Linked DNA regions of Homo sapiens: region 2 is linked to region 1. Evidence: chromatin contacts called from ENCODE Hi-C or POLR2A ChIA-PET data. All regions are on one chromosome and are shown on one strand. Each heading gives the region's core, a stretch centred on a gene start or an enhancer-like site at or near the end of the contact. The rest is flanking DNA. Distances are from core to core; before and after follow the strand shown.

Evidence for each region. Hi-C counts contacts between places; a loop is a spot of excess contacts on that map. ChIA-PET counts read pairs that join two places held with the same protein, here RNA polymerase II (POLR2A).
Region 2: a loop to region 1 is called in a map of lower leg skin, with 38 times the contacts of the local background. The contact joins the promoter of NDFIP2 here to the promoter of KLF5 in region 1. A Hi-C loop is called at or near these places in 1 of 168 maps with a recorded cell type or tissue (lower leg skin). POLR2A ChIA-PET finds 5 or more read pairs at or near these places in 1 of 52 experiments (BJ).

The regions. Positions count from the first base shown.
Region 1 is chr13:73,057,453-73,060,877 of GRCh38, forward strand. It overlaps KLF5 (KLF transcription factor 5), which reads left to right and starts at 1,553. Exons shown (of 4, transcript NM_001730.5): 1 at 1,553-2,136. The coding sequence starts at 1,876. RefSeq lists silencers at 1,297-1,906, 2,227-2,316.
Region 2 is chr13:79,478,891-79,482,406 of GRCh38, forward strand. It overlaps NDFIP2 (Nedd4 family interacting protein 2), which reads left to right and starts at 2,265. Exons shown (of 8, transcript NM_019080.3): 1 at 2,265-2,634. The coding sequence starts at 2,314. NDFIP2-AS1 (NDFIP2 antisense RNA 1) reads right to left here and starts at 2,341. Exons shown (of 3, transcript NR_046685.1): 1 at 2,262-2,341; 2 at 946-1,040.

The DNA.
Region 1 (3,425 bases), core at 303-2,802:
GAAAGTAGTCATCAGCCATTCTCTGAAGGCAGTGATCACAGCTATAAAAATGAATCATGTGTCAACAGGAAGAGAAGGAAAAGGAGAAAAACCCAGTTTACAGCATAATTTTATATTTTCTAATAATAAATACATTTCTTTATGTGCATATTAATTTTCTACCCATTGAAAATGAGATCCATACCTTTGATAGATACACTCTTTGAAGTGAACGTTTTTATCCAAGACTTTTTTTTAAAGCTGTTTTACTCTGAAGTGATGAATAGGCTGTGGTATATGTAAAACTGTCTAATGGTATATTGTGTGTCAACATATGTACATTTGTAGTAATATCACAGGCATTTTTATTGCAGTTTATTGTTCCGTCCTCCCAATAAGCCAGATAAAATCATGTACAAGAACATTAAGGATTAAGGGAAGTGGTTTCCTTAGGTGATTGCTGGCAAAAATTCACCCTCCCATTATAACAACATAGTAAATGGATGGTAATATATTTGGCTATTACTTTCCAACAAATTTGGATTCCCAGTTTTCAGAGCTGCTCTGTGTCTATGTTTGCGGCTTTTTGATTGTCTCTTCGTAGGAAAAGGTGCCACAATGTGAGGTAAATGTGCTAGGTTTCTGCTTTGTAAATATTAAAGTCCATTTTTTGAACATACAGTGCTAGCAAAAATAAGTCAAAGATGTAATGTCTATTTAAATACACGTTTGAGCTAGTCGTGCTTAAATTAGATTCCATGCTTCGGCTAGAATCAACACGGCTTAAATATTAGAAACTTCAAAATTCATATGGCCCAAGCCCTCCTCCCCACACACGGATGGGAAGTAGAAATGTGTGGGAAAACGTCTAGCAATTAAAATCCTGAAGGAGTGGGAAAAACCCAGGCTTTTATGCAAGGATCTGAAAAAACGCTTGCCATCAAATCTTTTATTCAGGCATTCTGAATTTGCCTTGTTAAACGGATACACTCACTGCTAAAGATACACAGGGACAAGAGCTGTTTTAAATTTGTTTATCACACCGCCCCTAGTTTTCTGCTAAAGAGAAGTACATTTTGGATATTTAAAAGTACACACTCATTAGACAAATCTCTAAAAGCCTCAGCGCCCCTACCTAGCTGCCTTCTGGGTTTCAGCTTTTGAGTTTCAGGTCCTTGCACAACACCTAAGACGTGCAATACTCTTTTTCTTCCTAATCCTGGCAGAGAACAGTGCGAAGAGATCTCCCTCCGCGTCTCCACCCTAATTCCCCCTCTTCCCAGATTCCACCCGCTCCGCTACTTCCCTCCGCCCCCGGCTCCGCCAGCCCAATCTGTCAGAGAAGTTGTGTACAAACTGCGCGGCCGCCCTGCGCGCGAAGCTCGTGGCCCGAGAGGGGTGCGGTCGGGCCGACGGAGGCGGGGCCCTGGCTGCCTCTCTCCCTGCTCATAGGCTGGCCGCTCAGGCCTGGCCGGCCTCGGGGCCTCGGGATTCGCGGCGGCGCTGCCAATCAGGCGATCGGGCCCCGCCCCCCCGGAGTTGGGTGAAATAGAGGCGGGCGTCAAGTGTCAGTAGTCGCGGGGCAGGTACGTGCGCTCGCGGTTCTCTCGCGGAGGTCGGCGGTGGCGGGAGCGGGCTCCGGAGAGCCTGAGAGCACGGTGGGGCGGGGCGGGAGAAAGTGGCCGCCCGGAGGACGTTGGCGTTTACGTGTGGAAGAGCGGAAGAGTTTTGCTTTTCGTGCGCGCCTTCGAAAACTGCCTGCCGCTGTCTGAGGAGTCCACCCGAAACCTCCCCTCCTCCGCCGGCAGCCCCGCGCTGAGCTCGCCGACCCAAGCCAGCGTGGGCGAGGTGGGAAGTGCGCCCGACCCGCGCCTGGAGCTGCGCCCCCGAGTGCCCATGGCTACAAGGGTGCTGAGCATGAGCGCCCGCCTGGGACCCGTGCCCCAGCCGCCGGCGCCGCAGGACGAGCCGGTGTTCGCGCAGCTCAAGCCGGTGCTGGGCGCCGCGAATCCGGCCCGCGACGCGGCGCTCTTCCCCGGCGAGGAGCTGAAGCACGCGCACCACCGCCCGCAGGCGCAGCCCGCGCCCGCGCAGGCCCCGCAGCCGGCCCAGCCGCCCGCCACCGGCCCGCGGCTGCCTCCAGAGGACCTGGTCCAGGTAGGAAGAGCCGCTCCCCTCCCACCGCAGCACTCCCGGGCTCGGGCGTGTCCCGTTGCTGCGACTCGCGGGCGACAGGGGCCGCTCCAGGCTGGGGCGTGCGTCGGGGCGCACCGGAGCCGGTGCTGGGTGGGCAGCCCCGCCCTGCACGCCTGGCCGGGGCCCCGCGTTTCGCTGAGAGTAAATGGGGGGGGGGGCCGGGGGTGGGAAGGATGGAGGGGAATCTGCCCCGGCGGGTCGGCCTGGGAGAGGTAAGAGGGAGGGAACTGGGTGCTCACGCGCACCTTAGTTGTTTTTCTTACACTTGAGGGACGAAACCTTGTACCTTACGCTCAGTTTTACTTAAATTACGCCTTCGCCTGTACCGCTCTCCAATGCCAAGGCATTGGAGCCCTCCCCCCCATCCCCATCGTCTCGGGTTAAGTAGAAACGCAAATTGGGGTGCTGGGGAGAGGTTCCCCAAGGTTTCATACCCGGTGGCTCAACCTGCTTTAGAAGCGATTGCGGGCCGCGTTTGGAAAATGAGAGTTAGGAAAGCTAAGGTTGTGTCGGAGCGCTTATTTTTCCTTAAAAAAAAAAAAAAAAAAAAAAGACCGGGGGTGTTGTTTTCTTCGTGTGCACGTAAATTTCCTCCCGGAGCCGCGTTGAAAGCTGGCAGTTGGCTTTTACACTTGCCCAGCAGCCGAATTAGAGCAACCGCCTGTTTCTTTCGCCCACGCAGGGAGTCATATAGCCCAGAAAAAACTTCCCGGGACTTTTAGCCTGTCCCAAGGAAAAAAAAATTGGAAACATACCCACATGCAAACAGCTGGAAGAGCTAAAATCAGAAACCACTAACCGCCGCGGGAGCGCAGTGCACGAAAGGGTTTAGTTCAGTTTATTTCAAGACACTTCATTTAGTAGCTCTTTGGCGTGTCGTATATTTGCTACCCAGCGCCTACTCCGTGGGGTCTGCCAGGGTCTTGCTGTGAGAGGGCAGTGGCGTTTGTCAGAGATGTGACTCACATGATGAGAGCGTTAATTTTTATTTTTAAATCATGTCTATCCGGGAAACCCCGTCCGCATCCACACCAAGGTCCGAGATGAAACGCATTTGAAATGAAGTAGTAGCAGAAAATGACTGTCTTATTTACCTGTTAAGGTGCCACAGCTAATATATGCGCCATTCCATCTAGTTGGTTTTCTTATCTTTCGAAATTTCCTTTTCAGTGTTAAAAAATGTAGGCTTAAGTTATACTAGGAGAGAAGATAGCTGGAAAAGGCTTGAGGCGACTTGTTACAAGCTGGTT
Region 2 (3,516 bases), core at 1,015-3,514, 6.4 Mb after region 1:
TAGGTGCATTATGCTTAATATAGTGCTTAATATGGTGGAGGCTCTGATGTCTGTCATCACCTACTAGTGATTTGGCATTAGCCAAGTTCATGAAACTCCTTGTGCCTTATTTTCCCCCCTCATCTGTTAACCAAGGAGTGCAACTGTGCCTATATCATGAAGTTCTGGTGAGGCTAAAATAATAGATGTATAGTACTGGCTTAGAAAGGGCTCTATACTAGTAAGCTGTTGTTCTACTTCTCCTTCCCCTCTTTCTCTTCCTCATTACAAATACGCTTTCCTGCTGAATTTGTTACTCCACTAGATTAGCAAAATGTTCAGAGAATCTGGGAGGAGGGTAAAATAGAAAGAATCTGTTACTCTATCAGGATTCAAGATGTCTGCTTTTGGTCAGATCTTTGATTTTTACTTTTATGTTCTCAGTGCTGCATTGGGTGTAAGAAATGGTCTCTGCCCTGAGCAGCCATCTATTTGAGAAACAGATGAACACATGAATGATTAATGAAAACACATATGCATATAAAATTAAGTTCTAAATAAATCTTATAGATCGTAAGTGATATAAGGATCTAATTTCAGTTTGCTGATACTGGCTGTTGTTTTGGTCATCGAGAGGCAATACCATTTGGAGTGAAATTGTGAGAGTGAGCGTTTGTACCAGTAATACCAATAAAATGGCATATGTTTATTGGCTTAGAAACTAAAATACATTAAGATCAAAACAAGGCAAGTTTAACAATATTTAAGTATGAGATATCACTGCCTCTTATTGTTAGCACAGTAATGCTTTATGCTATTAGACATGTCAAAACGGCACAAATAGGAAGAGTTGATGAATGCTTTAAAAAGAACTATGAGGAAGGCTTACATTTTTTAGTTGTCAATCTCTCAAAGAGTTTCTGTTTTTATTCTATCTTGCTATTTTAACCAGTTGATTAGGCTCACCCAGTGGCAGTCTTCATTTCAAGGATCTCCTCTGGACATTCATGAAGGAAATAAATGGGGCTCCAGATCCCTTTCCTTCCCTTCAGGGCGCTCCACTGTAAGATCATTTAGGGAAAATGTGGTGTTATGTTAAAAACATAGCTGGGCCACATCAAGCAGCATCATAGTTTTTAGGGTATAGAACGTTGGTCTTCAGGTTAAAAGGTACTTTTCGCTGCTCTGTCATACTCTTCTACTTGCTAGAGAAATATGCTTTATGCCGTGTCATGTGTGGTTAACCAGACAGTGAGATACTACTAACAGTGCTCCCAAGTGATTCCTTGCTGTTAAATCAATTGGAATTATTGAGTATTACCACAAAATAATCCTATCTGATTTCATTACTTTCTTCTAACGTCCTTCCAGTAACCTAGAACTCTAGAGACCTCTTTCTTTGAGAGTTGTCTGGAGAGTCCGTTGGATTTTTAAATCTCTTATTACCAAAAAGTGGAAAAAAGAGTTTAAAAAGTAACCAAAGAGCTAGTGCCTGTAGTCTCAGCTACTCCAGAGGCTGAGGCAGGTGGATAGCTTGGGCCGAGGAGTTCGAGGCTACAGTGAGCCATGACTGCGCCTGCTAACAGCCACTGCACTCCAGTCTGGGCAATATAGTGAGACCCCATCTCTAAAAAAACAACAAACAAAAACAAAAATTACCCCACAGAAGAATTTCAGGGCAGTGGAAATACTCTGTAGGATACTATAATGATGGATACCTGCCATTACACATTTGTTCTAACTCGAGGAGTATACAACAACCTGAGTGAACCCTGAGGTAACTATGGACTTTGAGTGATGATGAGGTGTCAATGCAGGTTCATCAGTCGTAACACATGTACCACTCTGAGGGGGGATGTTGATAATGGTGGGGGGTTATGCATGCGTAGGAGCCAAGTGTATATGGGATATCTCTGTAACTTCTCAATTTTTCTGTAAACTCTAACTACTCTATATTAGTCTTTAAAAAATCGCTTATCTTACGAATGATTTTGAATAAGCGTTTTGGGAATGTTCTAGAGATGAATCTCCTCCCCATGTCCTACGCTGGGTGAGGAAGTGTCGGGTACCCGGGCGACCTGTCCTCAGGTGTTCTAGGAACGCGGCCCCATCCCTTGTCAGCCTCTGTCTCTGTGTGGTGAGAAGGCGCACTGGCTCGTGCCTGCGCGAAACTCGCGCACACAGAAAAGACCAATCAAGGACGGGTCATTCCCGCCCCCCGCGCGCCTTTTGCGACCGCCCACTCGACAGGTTGACAACCTAGACAGCTCCCCCGGACTTGCCTTACTTTTCCATCTCCTCCCACCCAGCTATACCCTCCCACTGGCGGCGCGGATGGCACGCCGGCGGAGCCAGCGAGTCTGCGCGAGCGGTCCGAGCATGCTCAATAGCGCGCGCGGCGCCCCGGAGCTTCTCCGCGGAACCGCGACCAACGCGGAGGTCTCGGCGGCCGCTGCGGGAGCCACAGGAAGTGAAGAGCTTCCGCCGGGAGACCGCGGCTGCAGGAACGGAGGCGGAAGGGGCCCTGCGGCGACGACGTCGTCGACGGGGGTGGCCGTGGGAGCTGAGCACGGAGAAGACTCCCTCTCTCGGAAGCCGGATCCCGAGCCGGGCAGGATGGATCACCACCAGCCGGGGACTGGGCGCTACCAGGTGGTGAGTTCCCGGCCTCCTGTGCCTCCCGGGACTGCCTCCCGCCGCGGCGTCCCGAGAGTCCCTTTCCTCAGGTTATTCCCGGAGGAAAAGCTGTGGCTTTTTTTTGTTGTGTTTTGTTTTGTTTTTTTGGATCTTCTGGCTGGAGCTGCTTCACTCGCCTCACCTGCGCACTCCTGCCTAGGACTCCTTCGAAACCCTTCTCTCTCGCCCCAAGTCTGCTTAGCTCCTCACCCGCACCCTTAGCCCCGCTGTGAGACGCCCTCCCTCCACACACCTTACAACTTGTATCCGTTTTAATTTCTCACTTTATCATTTTCTTATTCTCTGACTCAGTCACTCCTGAGACATTCTAGTCGATTGTCTACTGGAAATGGGGCTGACTTCACATACCTGCCCGGAAGGTGATCGCCGTCATAAATGGGGTGGGTGAGTAGGTGGGTGGAGGTGTAAGTACTGCGTGGGGTGGGATGTGGATTTGGCAAAAATGTGGGTTAGGAATTGTGGAACTGTAGAGAAAGACTAGCCATAATGCTGATCTTGTCTCTCTGCTCGTTAACCTTGTCATTTTGTCCTTTTCCATTATGTTAGTATTAAAAATGACTGTATTTTTTGGTAATCCCCACTTTTTCTTTCTTTCTTTCTTTCTTTTTTTTTTTTTTTTTTTTTTTTTTGGTTAGAGGGGAAACAGAGGTAGTTTTAGTAGAACAAATTCTAATCTTGTTTGAAAAATTATTTTTCGTTAAATACAAGGTTTTCCAGCTTAACTGTGTAAACTTTGGTAACTATGTTGAAAAAAGTGAAATGTGTTCCTCTATATTTTCAGTGTCAATTTTTAAATATATTTTTCTTTGTGTATTCTGGTGGTGACGTTGGAGATTCCTG